Linked DNA regions of Mus musculus: all the other regions are linked to region 3. A link is a loop called in an ENCODE intact Hi-C map of the cell type or tissue named here. Cell type or tissue: heart. All regions are shown on one strand. Region 1 overlaps Trpc4 (transient receptor potential cation channel, subfamily C, member 4). Region 2 has its middle 5.6 kb from the start of Supt20. Region 3 holds the start of Ufm1 (ubiquitin-fold modifier 1).

Region 1 (2,500 bases), 450 kb before region 3:
TCAAAGTTATCGCTTTTGCAGATAAGACTGTTCTTGTTGTCTTTTATCACCAAAGTGGGGGCAATGAGCCATAGTCACAGAGAGGTTTCACACACAAAGAGTCAATGAACTAAAGTGAAAAGGCACAAGTCTTTAACGTATAGAACTCTTAAAGCAGAATAAATTAACAGTGCTAGAAATGGGGTCCTGGTTAGGCTGCAGGGCTGTGAGAGAATGAACTGACCGTACTGGATACACACCCGGCATCCCTAGAAATACTGAAGGCAGAGACAGGAAATAACCAGGGGAGGAAATAGCAAATGGAATTAGTATTTTCCCATAAATATCAGCACAGAAAAATATAGAAAATCAGTCACTGTAAATAGCAATACATAATCTGCAATCTTGGGGGACGGTGAACTTGCAGCAGTTTCAGTCATACATCCACTGAAGGAACTTTCTGTTTTAATTAGATAAGATTTAATAAAATCAGCCAGAGTACTAGTTAAACTTATGATTTTCAAGGTATCGAATGTGGCTTTCAGCTACCTTTCACCTTGTGGCTTTGGAGACAGCACCCAGGGAAGCCGGAGTGTGACTGACTCCTCCCACTGCGTCACACCCGCCAAGCTCCCAACTCTGCTATCTCTTGGAAGACTGGGATGTTTTAGGTGGGTCTGCACACTATATCAGCTTCTTTGTACAGAATGGAGAGAAGATGGCTGATGGTGAACAAAGTCCATTAAAAACTGAGTTAAACAACAAATGAGATTAAAATTTTACATTTTCACCTTTCATAAGTATTCTAAAAGCATTAATAGAAACCCATCTATGGTGACCCCACATAATGCACTTTTAATAAGCAGCGGCATTGATTCTTAAGAAAGAACACTGAAAAAAGTCAACCCAAGTAAAACATTTCTGTTATAAAGGGATTAATTTGGTGTATTTTGAGAAGCTAAGGGAATAATAGTTCTTAGTTTCTAATGAGGCTTTTGAGCTTATTCCCTAGTAAATATTTAACCATAGGCTGATAAGATAGAATTTTAGAAAGAGCAGTGCATAAATATAAAATGATATTTTAAAAATATATATTAAAAGTCAAAATTCTATTCTACTGAGCCTAAGCAGTGTCTGTGTTTCAAGAAAAGCAGTGATTTACAGGAAGAAAGGAAGGCAATGCTTTGATTCCTAAAGCCACTAATTACCAAAAGACAGCGTTCACTACATGCGAACTGAGTTCTCTCTATGATTAAGGTATTTGCCAACAAGAAAACTAGAAAATTAGACCATCTGGAAGAGTGTAGCATGGAAGTTTTATGGCTGGGCCACCAGATGGGGGTGGTGTCTACCTCCTGATGAAACAAAACCCAAGATAAATTCCAAGAGAAAAAGCATTTCTAGAAAAAGACAGTGGCCTTCCAGACCCTGTGACATTGCTTAAAATAAAGAGAAGCACAAAATGAGTCATATGTATGTATGTATGTATGTATGTATGTATCTTTAACATTTACTAAAAAGTATTCAACATCAACAAATGACTTCCAAGATACTTTAAGTATATAGACCCTTTATTTAATATAGAACCAATTCAGTTGGTCTACCTTCGCTGGTTTTAGAATCTTTTTAAATTCAGTAAGATAATGTCAAAAAAAGCCTGAGGTCATAGTTGAGCTTTATTGAGCATTAAACTAAGATTAGGGTTGATAGACTCAGAGTTATGAGTGATAAACAAAGATATCATGGTGCATTTAAACATTAAAATGTACAGAGTTTTTTTTTTCAAGTTCTAGAACCGTCCCTAAAATCCATAGTCAACATTTTTAATTCAAATATGCAAGAGAATAAAGTACGTAGTTTAAAGTGAAACATAATATATTGGCTTGGGGAAAATTTTAACAAGTATAAAAAGCTTGTCAGAGAAAAGGAAAGGCATAGGAAAAGCTCACTTAGCTAACTGAGGGGTTATATTCCGTGGGTGAGGTTTAAGGTTTACTTTGTGTAAACTAATTATCATCTCCATCTCCTTGGGAATTACACAATACCCTTTAGCCTCGGGATATTATATCAGCTGTTTAATGTCAGCATAATTGCTAGAGGTGAGATAACCACTTTCTTAAAGAAAGGGTGAATCTGAACCAACACACTCACCTAGTGATGTGCATGAAGGGTGCACTCCTCAGCCCATCTATACCCTTTCCTAGTGACTCAGCACAGACCCGTGTTTTAGCCTCTAGTTTTATGAATCTGTTCCTATTGTCTGCATTTGAAGTGGGCAGTGGTATTACAATATTAAGAACATGGAGTTAAGATTAGATGTGGATAAAACTGATTATATCCCAGAGGGACATTAAAGTTGTGCAGTGAAAATAAACTCTTTGGGTAATTTAGGACATTAAATAAGAGATATGATTCATAGCATCTGTCACTGGCATTATTCATCTTTCTTCACTTATTAATTAGTGATTGACACGAATTAAAAATACCCCTGAATCCTCAAACTTCATCAATTGACCAATCT
Region 2 (2,500 bases), 830 kb before region 3:
TCCCCCTCTCGTAGGCAGGGTCCTGCCAGCCAAGGCCTATGGACTGTCACCAGGGCCTGAGATAGTCCAGAAACTGGCACGTGGCTTCCAGTCCGTAAGTATGTGGTCAGATGTTCTAGACACTGAGATGTAAAGCACTTGGTTTGCCCTCCTAGAATGTGCCTTGCTAAGGTTGAGCTTGAGGTAGTCTGAACTCCCTGTAATTCTACTGCCTGATGCTCTCTATTTGACTTGTTTTGTCTCCCCACTTAAAGAGGTCTGCAGTTAATAAGCGTAACGGCCTGGGTCATCAGCCCTTGCATCCCTCCTGAGCCCAGCTTTTGACTCTTTCCTTTTTTTGTTATCTCTTCATTCTCTTTCATCCCTGGTCTCCCTTGGGACCCTGTCCAGAACCTTGATGAAGCTGGTTCAGGCCTTGTGTGGATACCGGGTGAGCTGACCACAAAGGTGGTAATTAACAGGGAGGATACAAGATTACCTGGGTACTAGAAATTTAGTTAAATATTTGAATATTAAATATTTTTGCTCAGCCCCTGGTGTTCACAAGATAAACTCATCTTTGATATTGTTATGGCATATCCACCAGAGAAGACTCAAGACACAGGTTTAAGCCAACAGAAAGTCTTTATGAGCAGGACAAGCCACTATCCTGGGTGTTTGGGATCCCAGTGTAGCCCCAACCTTTCTCAGGGCAGATTTTTAAGCACAAAAACCATATTCTGGGTTGACACACTTGTTAACATGAACAGTTAGCTAGAAGCAGAAGCCAAAAAGCAAGGTAAGTACATTTAGAAACTTTTCCAGAACTATGGACTGTGGTTGATTAGGTCTTTGTTCAGGTTTTTAGCCATGTGAGCATTACATAATGGAGTCAGTTATGCTAAGATCAGGATTTCTTGTTTGTTTGTTTGTTTTTCGAGACAGGGTTTCTCTGTATAGCCCTGGCTGTCCTGGAACTCACTCTGTAGACCAGGCTGGCCTTGAACTTAGAAATCCTCTTGCCTCTGCCTCCCAAGTGCTAGGATTAAAGGTGTGCGCCACCACTGACCGGCCTAAGGTCTGGGTTTCTAATAAGGTCTGGGAACCTGTTACTTAAGGCCCTGTGTGGTTTGGTCCGTCTGTGCCCCTATTTTCACACACTGACCTTCTACTTACTAACCCTTATTTTGTCAATGATGTTTTTACTGTTACTTTCCAGAAGGATCTCCCAGGCTTGCTACAGAGCTGTAGATGCCTTTGAACTCTTGATCCTCCTGCCTCCAACTCCCAAGCTGCTGTCATTTCAGGAATTTGCCATTACACCTGGCCTCAAAGTTGATTTTTTAAAAATAAAAGTTCAATTAGTTTCACATTTATTTTATTTTACTGATTGTTTCTCATTAGGAAAGTTGCAGTGTCATTTTCTCATCGTGACATTAAAATTATTTAGTAGACTGGTTATTCTATGTAGCCACTAGAGGTCAGGACTTCACTTAAAAATAAGTATTGCACTGGTTGTGATAACAGATTTAACTTTTGGCTTGTGAAGGAAGGGTTGACACAATATTGTTTTCTGATAGTTCCCTGTATTTGTCAGGGTCCTTCTCTAGAGTAACAGAATTTATAGAATAAACCTCGATAGATAGATAGATTGATGATAGATAGGTAGGTAGGTAGGTAGGTAGGTAGATAGATAGATAGATAGATAGAAAATGGATGGATGGATGGATGGATGGATGGATGCATGGATGGATGGATGCATGGATGGATGCATGGATGGATGGATGCATGGATGGATGGATGGATGCATGGATGCATGGATACATGGATGGATGGGTGGGTGGGCTGTGAAGTTCTGCTCTTCCTGTTTCAGCCTCCCAGTTATTTTGACTGTAGGCCTGTACCACACTGGCCTTGAACTTCTGATCATCTTTCCCCAACCTCCAGAATATCTGGGGCTGCAGATGTGTGTCCTGTCTTAGTTGGCTCCAGAAGCACTTTTATAAATTGTGGGGTTTGGTCAGGGCCTAGTGGCATACACTTATAATCCCAGCACTTAGGAGTTGGAGGTAGGAGGATCAGGAGTTCAAGGTAGTCTTGGCTATGCAGCAAGTTTTAGGCCAGTCTGTACAACATGAGAGATCCTATCTCAAAGCTCAAAGAAAAAAAATCTTATATGATATTTTGTTGTTTGATTTCCAGTACTGAAAAATTGATTGAACCCAGGACCTACTTCATATAAGCAGATCTATCACTGAGCTATATCCATGCCCTTTTTAAAAGTAATTTTTGTGACAGGGTCTCTTTGTAGTTCAGGCTAGCCCAGACTTAATGAGTCTGCAGTTTCAGCCTCCTAAGTACTGGAATTAAACAGCACTACCTCCTTTGGTATAATTAATCACTGACAAATGATCTAACATCACAATTTGTTAGGTAAATACTTTGTTTAAACATAAAAAAAAACAGCTACTGGGATAGTTAATGAATTATCAGTGATTTCCAATGTCTTTTGCTAGTTTCT
Region 3 (2,500 bases):
CGACTTTCCATCCAAGACTTATGGTGTCCTTTTCAGCGTTGTGTCACATAGTTCCATACTTGAGCAGATACAAATTTTATTTAAAATATATGTGTATTCTTAGAAACAAACCAAAATTTGTATTCTAACTTTGTGTTATTTCAATAGATGGCACGGGTAGACAGGTAATTTTGTCTTCAGAGACAAGACTTTAGTCATACACATTAACTATGTAGTTTTAGCTGTTAGAAGATACAGGCCTTGATATCCATATCTACAAGTCAGTATATGTCTCTTGGATTCACTACATGGCATACAGCAGGAGAATATTGGAGTGCTACTTACAGTCAGCACCAGAATTCTCACCTTTGGGAGAAAACATTATAGACCATTATAGAAAACATTACAGGAAAGATGAGATGTAGTTCCAATGTTCTTAAGGGAGCTTCTAATCTATCAGGATTTCTCATGAAGAATCCACCTGTCATTCTAAAGTTTGACTGGGTCTCCTCTTGGTTCAGTGCCTATTTCTGGCTTCATCAACTTACTGCAGTATATATTTTTTAAAGGTATAGTTATTGTGAGATGGAATGCTTATCTTGGCGTTTACATTGTGATAAAGATGAAAGACAGCTTTCCCCTCTCACGATAGAAATCCAACCGACTGACAGATGCTAAAGGACTTATGCCTGATTGCTTGGGATCACAGCCTTTGGTTATGTCTGGTGTACACAGTGAGCTCAGCCTTTAGTTTAGTGCCTGCTGTACACAAGGTTCATTGGTCAGCTGAACAAATGTACCTGATTGGCAACCTTGCATTAGAGTTAAAGTCTATTTGGACACATCAAGAACAACGGGATATAGTAATGATTTTTTTTTCCCTCCAAAACCTGCTAGTGCTAGGATACAATTTTTTCTTCTGGGCCCTAACAGGAATCTCAGCATAATTCTATCGTGATAACTTTCTTTTGAAATTATTAAAAAGTCTGTAGTGAAGTGTGAAGTATGTGAAGAAAACTATAAGGTTAATACGGATGGAAATCGTATTATCAGAAATGCTAGAAAGATCAAAGAACGTTGTTAGTTAAAGCAACTGAGTCCAGCTTCTCTAGTATCTATCTGTGCCGGCTGCTAGGTTGCTTAGCAACTCCGCAACGCTTCCTCATCCGCCCGGACCTTGAGTCCCGGCCCCAGTTCCGCCGCCACGTCCGGCTTCGACTCAGTCCCTACTTCCGCCGTAACCAGCCAGTGGGGACCTAGCGGCCGCTCTGTTTGACATCCCTTATATTGCCTGACTAAAAATGTGTCAGTGAACTACCAAAAGTAGAAACATATCCTCTCTCTACCATTTACACTTCAACTTGATACAGACACACTCAGAATGAAATGTCTAACTGTGGGCTATCGGCCTTCTGTAGCCTGTGAGCTCCGACACAATTTTCAGGCGCTGTGTGGATAGCCGCGCTGGAGGGCGACGTGGGCCGCGAAGGCCCCCGCTGCCGGCCATCAAGGAAGCGCGGCGGGCGGCTGGGCGCGGTGTGTGTCAGGCGGTTCCACCATGTAAGTATCCGTCCCTGTGTCCCGGCCTTAACCCCGTGGCCGGTCCCGACCGTAACGCCTTCTCGTTCTCTCCGGCAGGTCGAAGGTGTCCTTTAAAATCACGTTGACGTCGGACCCGCGGCTGCCGTACAAAGTGTGAGTGACAGGCAGGGCTGGAGCTGGCCGGGCCTGGCGGGACAGAGGGGGACAGGAGGAAGGGTGCGGCATTTCTGCTGAAAGCCAGTGGCCCCTCGCAACGCTCTGGGTGGGCAGGTGCAACGGGAAGAAGGTTGGACGAGGATGGAACCCGTTTACTTGATTTAAAGGTCTTTACCTGGACCAGCTGTTACCGGAAGTTAGGGAGGACTTCCCAAGTCTGGACTTTTGACAGGTCCGACCCGAACACTCTTAACTTCAGTTTTTTTGCTTTGTTGTGTATAAACACAACGACTGGGTGCCTAGGTGCTGAACTCCCAGTCACACACACTTGGATCTTTATAAAAAGTGCTTAGCGGGATTGGGAAATGGGGGTGTAGGACCTTGTGTCCTTGTTGGGCCCTTCCTTGTGCTTCAGCAGTTCAGTTGATGGCTAACACAGGTTACCCAGCTCCATCTTAGTATGATTTTTAAGTTGACCCCTTTTGAGTTCCTGCAGCTGGAAGACCTATGCTAACCTGCGACAGACCAGGGTTTCCATAGATTTCATTCATGACGGGTTTGGTGGCACCAAGGCCCAGCTAACTGAGCTGAGAGCAGCTGTCATCGTTTTCTGAAGTTTCCCACCCGTGATCCATTCAGCCTCGTGGCCTGTGGTTCCCTTATCTTTCCATGTCTAAAATGGTCTACGTATCCCTCGTCTCTCCCGTAAGGGCTCATTCTAAACGGTTGTCTTCAGATGGCTGTATTCTCTTCCTCTGGATGATGTACCGCAGTGTGCCTTCAACAATAAAAGTTAAAAGTTTTCTGTCACTTTTGCCTCCCT

The links. Peaks named below come from ENCODE experiments on the same cell type or tissue, not always from the same donor. Only the 100,000 strongest peaks of a DNase experiment are listed, where the experiment ranks them.
Region 1: a loop joins it to region 3, with 5 times the contacts of the local background. A loop is called at or near these places in 4 of 42 quality-filtered maps.
Region 2: a loop joins it to region 3, with 4 times the contacts of the local background. A loop is called at or near these places in 11 of 42 quality-filtered maps.

What each region holds. Positions count from the first base shown.
Region 1 is chr3:54,313,065-54,315,564 of GRCm38, reverse strand. The region is part of intron 8 of Trpc4 (transient receptor potential cation channel, subfamily C, member 4); the gene reads right to left. Among named protein-coding and RNA genes, the nearest start is that of Gm31095, 47 kb to the left of the region's middle. In heart, a CTCF peak has its summit at 1,305 (motif pointing right); no DNase peak of the experiment used is centred here.
Region 2 is chr3:54,688,247-54,690,746 of GRCm38, reverse strand. No RefSeq gene overlaps it. Among named protein-coding and RNA genes, the nearest start is that of Supt20, 5.6 kb to the left of the region's middle. In heart, a CTCF peak has its summit at 1,443 (motif pointing right); no DNase peak of the experiment used is centred here.
Region 3 is chr3:53,862,788-53,865,287 of GRCm38, reverse strand. It overlaps Ufm1 (ubiquitin-fold modifier 1), which reads left to right and starts at 1,481. Exons shown (of 6, transcript NM_026435.5): 1 at 1,481-1,539; 2 at 1,618-1,674. The coding sequence starts at 1,538. In heart, no CTCF peak of the experiment used is centred here; DNase peaks (open chromatin) are centred at 1,187 and 1,487; H3K4me3 peaks cover 1,708 bases; H3K27ac peaks cover 1,500 bases.